Regions from separate parts of the Mus musculus genome. Here region 2 is linked to region 1. The links are chromatin loops, found by intact Hi-C in ENCODE. Cell type or tissue: heart. All regions are shown on one strand.

Region 1 (5,000 bases):
CTCTGATGGCCACCAAGATGAGTGAGAGAACACTGTACAAGGTGGCCATCTCACTTGCACTGACCAGCATTCCACAAAGCAAAACAGAAGGAATTTGCATCTCTATCCATCACTTGACCGGCCCAGGTCAATGAGAAGAGGTGTAAGATTCTTATTCTTGGTCCTACAAAGCAAAGTCCTTTCAACTAGCATTAAGAATCTGAATGTTGGACTGGTGAAATTCTCAGTGGTTACGAGCGCTGGCTGTTCCTCCAGGGGTCCTGAGTTCAATTCCCAGTAACCACATGGTGGCTCACAACCATAAGGGGATCTGATGCCCTCATCTGGCCTGCAGATGTATATGCAAATAACAAATTAATTATATATTAGATAAAAAATAAATTAATCATGTATTAGATAACCTCGACTGGCCTCAAACTCACTATATAGCAGAATGACCTTGAACTCCTGTTCCTCCTGCATCCACGTCCATGTGCAGGACTACAGAAGTCTGCCACCACACCCACTTCTACTTGGTACAGGAGATCAAATGCTCTGTCTTGTGTATGTTAGTCAAGCACTCTACAAACTGGGCCTCAGCTCTAGCCCCAGCCCCAGCCCCAGCCCCAGCCCCAGCCCCAGCCCCAGCCCCAGCCCCAGCCCCAGCTTATTTAATTTTTTTTTTTTTTTTTTTTTAGAACAGGGTCTTACTATGTAGCTCTGGCTGACCTAAAACTATGCAGGCTGGGCTGACCCCAGATTCACACAGATCTGCCTTGCTCTGCCTCCTGAATGTAGGGATTAAAGGTGTGTGCCCCACACCCAGCCCTAGTTTAGTTTTCTACCTAGTTGTAAATCCACCCATCTCAGTACTGCAGTAATCAGTTGAATGGTAATCTATATTTAAGTTATACTGCAATATAAAACAGTGTTTCTTTAGGATACACACACAGGAGTGAAGCTTCTACACAGAATGGCTGCCCTTTGAGCTTTCTCTAAACAACCAAATGGTAAGTGGAAATCAGGTCTGATGAGGTCAGGGAAAAATCAAAATGGAGTGCGTGTAAAACCTAACACTGGAGATGGGGGGAGGTGTGGCACAGTAACTGGAAGAAGGAAGGAAGGAAGGAAGGAAGGAAGGAAGGAAGGAAGGAAGGGAGGGAGGAAGGAAGGGAGGGAGGGAGGGATGGAGGGACAGACAGACCCTAACACTGAGTTTCTGGTCACTCACAATAATTCTAGAGAGGTTCACTGGGGGGTGTCGCTGGAGCACAAAGAAAAGGGTGACATTTTCATTTTAATCCTCTGTAAATTAAGACCCACTAACTGGCCCAGCCACAGCTAATGGGAACAGTGAAAGTCACAAAGCCAGCACAGCTGCTTGACCGCTATCTATCAAAGCTGAGCAGAGCGATACAATCGCTGTCACATGGTCTTCCACTTCTGGTCTTGATCTCCATGTGTTGCATGCTTGGGGACTTTTAATATTTGTACAACTTGGGGATTGATGGGAAGCGTATGACTCTCTTATGCCTTCTCCCAAGAGGACAGCTTCTAAGCGTTCCTAGGGGAGTCCTAAGCATACCACTCACCCCACTTTTAGGGAGACATCCTTATCTGGCTCTACTTGAGGGTCTTCCTTAGGCCCGGAGGTTGTGTCTCAAATAAAGACACCAGAGATCTCCTTGTGAGGCTCAGGCTCCAAGATATCCTTGGATCACGCACTCGCCTCTCCATTTACTCAGGCACAAGATAATTAGAACAAGGTAAACTTAAAAGAGAAATAAGACTCAGCAGGCTGGAGAGGTTGGCAGCCGATCAATCAGGTTAAAGCCTCTTCCTCCTGTCACTCAGGGGAATACGTGGCATATATAACATTGGGGGGGGCACATATGGAATGCCCCTCCAGGAAAAAGATACAACAACAAAGTTAAACCGGCTTGAGTTATCTCTGCCCTACACGGGGGCTTATCCTGATGGACAAAGGATGGTGTGGATAAATGATAGAAGAATGAGGGATTAAGACCTCCCTTGGAAAAATTAGTCTATGCAGGACCACTGTGATGTCCTATGGCCAAGGAACAAAAGAATACCAAGTTCAGACCTAAAAATAAATTCCACAAAGATAAAAACATTGTATTACATCCAAAATTGAATAATAACTGTAGCAGTTCTGGCCTGAAGATTTTCCTTGGGCCTAATGACAATTAGCACTCTAACCATCAAAAGTTGATTAAATAAACTGCTAATCTACTGCCATAGGACATGACAACCTACCCAGGCTGGCTTGGAGATTTTCTGTCTAGTGCCTTTGAAACCATAAGAGCTACCAGCCTGAGAATGGACTGTCATGCTTTGGCAAAATATGCCTCTAGATTCTTTAAAAAAATGGGCTACGGGGTTGATGAGGGAAAATGATTGTAAAAGATAACTCTGCTCTGTCACGGTTTATCAATGATGGCTAAACTTATGACTACGAGGAAGCTAAAATACATCTGGGGACAAAAATATGATCTATGAATCCATCCCTGTCTACGGAGTGCTGTATAAAGCAGCACCCCACTTCCAGTCAGTCAGGTGGCAAGATTCCCAGGACCCCAATGCCTGATCCCCCCACCCCCACCCCCGCCCCTTGACACTTCTTGTTTCCTCCACAAGACCTGGCCATCTCCAGGGACTGGTCCCCATGCACCGAACAAGATGTGCATTGAGTATGCTATACACCATCACGGAGTCTTTGCATCTCAATAAAAATCTTTCAAACCTCAAAGGCATGTCTTGCCACCACCCACTAAGTAAATGACAGGCGCCTTCATTTCTACCACATGGCACTAACCCAGAACAGTCTCGGCTTGGTCCAGCTGTCTCTGCCTCAAAGCCCTCAGTCGAAGGGAGAGCCTCTGGATGACAATGTAGAGTAGGATGCAGCTGAAGAGGATGTACCAGCCATAGCTGGCCAGCAGGGAGCCCACTGGGGGGAAAAAAAAAAAAAAGAGAAAGAAACCAGTTTCAGAAATGGTAATAGCATTTTTTTCAATAATACTCTACAAAAATAGTCATAGCTTCTTCTTTCAGAACCTTCACAGTCTAGCTGGAAATGGACTCCTAAGAAGCGAATCGCTGGGTACAGAAACTTCTCAACTACAAGGGGACTCGGGAGTAGCCCGGAGGGTGCAGAGCCCAGCAGCTAGGTTCTGAAGGACTAAAGGGGACGTGTCTATCTGATTCAGGAAAGCAAAGGCCATCCAGACTCCGTGAGTTACACTTTGTTAAGGAGTGAGACAACAGTGTGTTAGTGTCGGGTAGAGTGAAACGCCGGGCGGAGGACTCCACTGCAAAAGGAAAATGTTAAAGGGACTCCCGTGAGCCAAGTCCGCGAGCGCCCGCCCAGCTAGGGCGACTTCGAGAAAGGTGAGCTCCGGCCCAACAAGCAGGCTCGGCCAGTCCGCGGCGTTAACGCCAAGCCTCCTGGAGGCCGACCCACCGAGCATGGCGGCGCCCGCCGCCCCTGACCTGTCACGTGCAGGAATCGCAGGCTCTCGGTCTCCAGCGCCGGCCTCGCGGACAGAGGTTCCTCATCGCGATCCATGGCGGCCACCGCCACCGCCACCAACGACAAGCCCGCTGCTCCTCTCTGCTCTGCGCTTCCGGTTCGGCCCTATGTACACGTGGCGCTCACTGCCGTGGCGGTACTGACCTATCGTGGCTCGACCTACCTCGACGCTCGACCAATCACAGGGGGGGTGTGACCAGAGGGCGGGGCTGAAAGATGCCCAGGCGGAAGCGCGTTTGACTTTCAGGGAGGAGCTCGCAGCTCAACTCGGCATAGCTCGGATAACCGATCTTGTATTTGATACTGATTGGACATTGAGGCTCAAGAGATTTGAAACCTCCTGGAGATGAGATTTGAGTCCCGCCCTTGTCACCGGGCCCTAAAGGTTTGCAGCATAGATTCCCCTCCCCTAACGTGCGGAAAGCGATCTACTTAGAATTCCTTTCTTCTGATCCACTGTCTCAAGGGAAGGAATTAATGTAGTAATGACTTCAACTTAGGCTCTTATGTGTTACATTACCACAGTTTTTGTAATGGTTCTCTGCAACATACTAGGAAGGCAATAAAGGAGATAGCTGCGATTTGAAAAGGAACTGATGGAATCAAGTTTCCATAGATTAATGGGATTAAGAAGGTGAGAACTCTGTGGTGTTTAAAGGTGGGATCCTTTGGGAAACTACTATATGAGGTCAATGTGGGTGTCCCCAGAGAAAAAGAGACTAGATTTCTGTGCACCCCACCGTGAGATGACTCAGCCTGAGGAGCCTGATGGAATCTATACGGTGCTGTACCAAGCTTGAGGACTTTGAATCTCCAAAATGGAAATAAAACTCACTGTGTCATAAAAACTAGTCTGTTAAGGATCTTCTAATTCAGCGACTCCATCTGGGGACATGGGAGAGAAAAGCCTGGAGTCACTTCACATTATCAACCACCTTGAAAATAGACTTTGATGACTGGATATGAAGCTAAGAATATGAAGATAGCCATGAATTTGCTGATTTTTTTTTTCAGACACAACATGGCTTTTTTAAAAAATTGCTAAATTTTTAAAGTTTTATGATTTTAATAGTTTTCTCAGTGGTAAAAAAGGATCAGTTTAATTTTTTTTTCTTTTTTGGTACCGATGACTGCCACCCCACCTCTGAGGCCAGTTTGAACCCTCTCTCTTTGCTTAAGGTGATTTCTCACATCATACAGAGCAAGTGAAACATCTGGTTACGAGAGAGGAGGTTGCTCATTTGCCTGTTGATCCAGTCCCTTAACATCTGCAATCATGATGATGAAATAAGTAATGTTTAGTTTCATTAAAAGACAAGGTGGAGGGGAAATGTTGGCACACACCTTCAACCCCAGCACTCAGCAGGCAGACACAGGTGAGTCTCTGAATTTGACGCTCAGGACAGTGAGGGCTACACAGAGAAACCTTGCCTTAAAAGCCTTTAATCCCCGCACACTGGTTAAGAGG
Region 2 (5,000 bases), 610 kb before region 1:
ATTATTTGGACTTCTGGCCAAAGGGACAGATTCTCTAAAGAAAATGTAGGCCTAATTCATATAGGTAATAACTGCAGTTTTTCCATTTTAAAAATACCTGCCTTTTCTAAAAGCACACACAAGGCTTCTCCATGTCCAGAGAGGCCTTCTTCATCAACCTCTCTGGGTCCACTTTCTCTCCTGGGCTCTCACTGTCAGGACTTTTCAGAGTTCAGCCCTCCCCATTTCCCTTGCAGAATAATTCCATGAACTTTTATGTCCTCAATTTTACTTTTGCAAGTTAGGGTTTAGTTCTTTTCTGGGCTATGTACAGATACTCATTGACTTATCATGGGGCTACGTTCCCATAAGCACACCATAAGCAGAAAAGCTACTTATTGTAACCTAATTTACTGACCATGTATACAACACTCACATTAGCTTACAGGTGGGCAAAGTTCATTTAGTACAAACCTATTTTATTAAAGTACAGAGTCTCTCATGTCCATTACTAAATGCTGTGAGAAACCATAGCTGTATGTGTAGAGTAGACATAGTGAAGCCTTCTATAGACATGAGGGGATGTAAAAACACAATATACCAACAAATCCTGGATAGTTTGTCCTGATAGTGCAGCTGCTTGCCAGCTATGGCTGGCTGCCACTGCCCAGCGTCGTGAGAAAAAGGCTGTCTTAGTCAGGGTTTCTATTCCTGCACAAACATCATGACCAAGAAGCAAGTTGGGGAGGAAAGGGTTTATTCAGCTTACACTTCCACATTGCTGTTCATCACTAAAGGAAGTCAGGACTGGAACTCAAGCAGGTCAGGATACAGGAGCTGATGCAGAGGCCATGGAGGGAGTGTTACTTACTGGCTTGCTTCCCCTCTTGCTCTCTCATAGAACCCAAGACTACCAGCCCAGGGATGCCACCATCCACAATGAGCCCTCCACCCCTTGAACACCAACTGAGAAAGTGCCCCACAGCTGGATCTCATGGAGGCACTTCCCCAACTGAAGCTCCTTTCTTTGTGATAACTCCAGCCTGTGTCAAGTTGACACACAAAACCAGTCAGTACAGAGGGGAAAAAATTACATTTCAAAATGTAGTGTTTGGCTTCCACTGAATACTAACAGTGAGTCTGTAAGGAAGAACCCACATGCCTCCTACAGGACTCCACCTGGAGAGGGAAGACCCATAAACATTTATCCCTGAACATCAACTCAACTCATTCCATGCCCTTCAAACTCACTTTTTCCTGTACCTCTCTCTCCTCAGCTCAGTGACTACAGTCCATATCAGTTACAGTGAACCATTTCTATCTACCCTTGACATGGACAGATCCCTTCCTAAGTAGTTGTATCTTGGCTTACAATACACCCATCCACATTCTGAAAAATCTTTCTATTTTTCTTAGGATGATGTCCCAAACTCCAAAAACACATGGCCTTGCAGGGCATTTAAGATCTGCCTTTTGGGGTCTTTTTACTTCTGTGCCCACAAGCTAATAATCTGTATGCTTTCTCTGAGGCCCCCAAAGACTTCTTCAATTAGAAGATAACTTGGGCTTTCACTAACCCCTTTTCTGAGGAAATCATATTCCGTTGTCTTTTATCTACTCTTGTATATATTCAAGTCAGGAATAGACAGCCCAGCCCAAAACTCCCTGTCAAAGCCATAGTATTATTGTCTTCAAGATATTTCAGTTTTGGTACCACATCAAACCCTTATTCTTACTTATAACCTTTTCTAGGAATTAGCGAAGTTAGTCTGTCCACATAAGAAGTTACTCCTAGGGGGAGTGGGTGGGTAGGGGAGTGGGGGTGGGTGGGTATGGGGGACTTTTGGTATAGCATTGGAAATGTAAATGAGCTAAATACCTAATAAAAAATGAAAAAAATAAAAAAAAAAGAATCTCTTTTTAAGTCTGAATAATCCCAAAAAAAAAAAAAAAAAAAAAAAAGAAGTTACTCCTGTGGAAGACATCAAAGGAATACTTTTTCTACGAGTATCAGCCTAGAAAAAAAAAGACCCAGAGGCAAATCGAACACTGACTCCCACCTGCAACAAAATATCGCAATAGGTTACATCATCCCCAGGAATCCAATTCCCATAACAGCTTTCTCTATTATGTGATCAATGCAAAACATAGAAACGGGAATCATTCTGGCATGACCTATACATTCCTGCAAAATCTGCAGTCTGCCCACACCCCCTAATCTCATTTCCATCTTTCTTCCCCTTACTCAGTCACAGTTCCCCTAAACTTATTAAAGTACCAAAGGCTTTGCACTTCAGATTAACTGCTTGTAAAGGCCTTCCCTCAGATCTTTGTTGGCTAGTTTTTTTTGTCATTCACAGAGCATAAATGTCATTCTCTGGGAGACCTGGCTCACAATCTAAGAGTCTAGCGCATCCTAGTCAAACTGTATTCCATTACTTTGTGGGTTTTTTTTTTTCCCTAATCATTCTGCAGTTTCATCTTCTCTTGTTAAGATAAAAGAAAAAAAAAGAAAGAAAAGAAAGAAAGGAAAGAAAAGTTCACAAAGTCTCCCCAACAACTAGAGTAGTGTCAACCCAGTAGACACTTGCTAAAAGAATCAATGCATTTAAACAATGTATCAATGTGCCCACTCTGCGCCCCCCTCCCCCGGCTCTTTTCATTCACAAGAAACCACTAGGGTCGCTATCCTCGCAGGCAAGCCCTTGAACCAGCCTCGCGATCCCAAAGAGCGTGCTCTCTCGCAGGCTGGGCGAGGCAGCCTGGAAGCTAACCGGGTCTCAGAGACCGACAGATGCACCAAACATCGCCACTCGCTTCCAAGAAGCACCGCAGAGCGACGACGAGTAGGGGCCCTCATCGCCTGCTCTCGGCCCTGTCGCCTCCCCCGTCGCTCAGCCTGCCACGCACGTGTCGCTCCAGCCACCCAGCTCAACCTGGGCTCCTGCTTACCTGGCTGCCATCCCGCCGGGCCACGCAGCCATCGCCCGGCCACTCGTGCCCACAGCTGCCTACTCCAGGCCACCGTACTCCACGGAAGGCCTTGCCGGCCCCTCCCTCAGCAGGCGTAGAAGCCCCATTCGTAGTACAGTGTCTCTTAGCAACCGCTTAGAGTCTCCAGGCTGGGGGTGGAGCCTGGAGAACCGCTGCGGGGAAGCGGAGGGGACGAAGGGAGAGCGACCAATCGGAGACAAGTCCCAGCCTCTATTAGCCCGCCTCCTCTAACTGTCGCGAATCCGCGGGCAGCTTTACGACAGCCAGGGGGTGGGGGCATCTGTGTGAGGAGAAGGAAGCAACCAACCAACCAAGTCGCCCCCACCCCCTACCCCAACCCCCACCCACCGCGGATCTGGTTTACGGCTTGGAGCGCAGGCTCCAGTGCGGCAGCTGATTGGCTGTCGAAGGCTTGGTCCCATCCCAGTGACCCCAAAGTGCTGGAAGGAGGGGGCGGGGGTGGCCCAGTGCAAAGTGCATCCCGAAAGCCCCCTGTCGGGACACCCTGCTGCTGACACTTCGGACCTGGTATGACTTAGGGTCTCTCTGTCCCCAGACCTCTTGAGTCCCTCGGTAGCTGAAAGCCTCCGGCCCGGCGCGCGGCAGACCCTTGGTCTGAGCCCCTGGACCGGGACTGCCCCCCCCCCCCCCCACCCAGCCGGCACTTCCTCCCAGCGCCCCTTCCCGGAGGCTGCTCCGAGGCCAAGACCGCCACCCCCAGCCTGATCGACTATCTGGATGCTCTCTGGGTTGGGGCCGTGAAGCACCCAGGAGGATCAGGAACACGGTGTCCGGCCCTGCCTGGGGTGTTTCTTCAATGGAGAAGTTGGTGAATGTGCAGGAGGCTGAAAGGAGAGAGAGGAGCTGCAACTGAGGACACAGGTAAAGTCAGTTTCTTCCTCCCTTGAGGGGAGGGGGCTGGCTGGGTGGGGGTTGGGGGAGAAGCCCTGCTCTAGCCTGCCTGCCCTTGCCACCCTCCAGCCTTTGCTAAGCTCCCCCATCCTCAGAGCCCTCTCCTCGCCCCTGGATCACTGCACCACTGATCGGTTTCTGTTTTCCAGGTTTGAGCTTGCTGGAGGACACTCGCGAGTAGAAGGGGTCTGGCCACCCACCAGAGGAGCAATAAACAGAGTGCTTTGGACCAGCATCCTCTTGAAAGGTAAAGAGGCAGACCTCCCTTCCCCCATTGTTTACTCCTGGCCCCTACCTCATTAAGTAACGCTTTATTTCCAGGGTGGTTGCCTGGGAATGCAAGCTTTCTTAGATCCTAGTTTCCTAGCAAAACCAGAAGCACTGCCCATGCCTGGTCCTTAACACCCCAGTAACTTCTCTAGCCCAGAAACGTCTTCTGGGACCTGATCAGAGCGTTTCCGTGTTTTGCATTATCTTTTGGTATACTGTGTCATGTACTCTGCTCGGAGGCTTGGAGACCTTTTTGTAGTTCCCCGCCTTACATACTCTCATAGGAATTCTTCAATTCCATGTTAATTGCTTGTTAATTCTGAATGATTCTGCTTTTAATTAAACCACAGTTTACTGTTTTGCCCATGTACATTTTTTTCTCTCTATGCCTCCATCAGGAAAGCTTCAGAGTTACCTAACTGATAATGACTTAGTAGCAGAAGGTGAACAGGAGGACTGAAACTTACAGGTTTTGAAGAAAATAATTGGATTTGGTTTTCCTGGAACAAGTGAATGTGTGTAGCTTAAGAATGGGAACAGTATAGGAACTGTATAAAAGCACTATTAGCCCCGGAAACAAAGTATATAGTTTACTATGGGTGTTCTTGTGTGTTTGTGTGAGAAAAGTGGATGGACACCAGGAGTTGTTATGAAGTGATACATAGTATTTGTTACATCTCTGGTGTTCTAGGTGAACTTATAAAAATTTACAATGTATCTCCTTGACAATAGTGGCACAGTCAGGAATTTTGAAACAAAGTATTGTTTTGGTATGTTTAGCTATCTGCTGCTTGGTTTTGGCAGTGGTCATTCTTGTTTTCTCATTTTAAAACCCTTACAGAGAA

The links. Hi-C counts contacts between places; a loop is a spot of excess contacts. Peaks named below come from ENCODE experiments on the same cell type or tissue, not always from the same donor. Only the 100,000 strongest peaks of a DNase experiment are listed, where the experiment ranks them.
Region 2: a loop joins it to region 1, with 3 times the contacts of the local background. A loop is called at or near these places in 6 of 42 quality-filtered maps.

What each region holds. Positions count from the first base shown.
Region 1 is chr7:66,078,282-66,083,281 of GRCm38, reverse strand. It overlaps Selenos (selenoprotein S), which reads right to left and starts at 3,633. Exons shown (of 6, transcript NM_024439.3): 1 at 3,493-3,633; 2 at 2,816-2,950. The coding sequence starts at 3,568. In heart, a CTCF peak has its summit at 2,932; a DNase peak (open chromatin) is centred at 3,631; H3K4me3 peaks cover 2,110 bases; H3K27ac peaks cover 1,556 bases.
Region 2 is chr7:66,687,955-66,692,954 of GRCm38, reverse strand. It overlaps Asb7 (ankyrin repeat and SOCS box-containing 7), which reads left to right and starts at 3,394. Exons shown (of 6, transcript NM_080443.2): 1 at 3,394-3,855; 2 at 4,035-4,132. Lins1 (lines homolog 1) reads right to left here and starts at 3,066. Exons shown (of 8, transcript NM_152815.2): 1 at 2,932-3,066. In heart, a CTCF peak has its summit at 2,653; a DNase peak (open chromatin) is centred at 3,244; H3K4me3 peaks cover 2,583 bases; H3K27ac peaks cover 1,989 bases.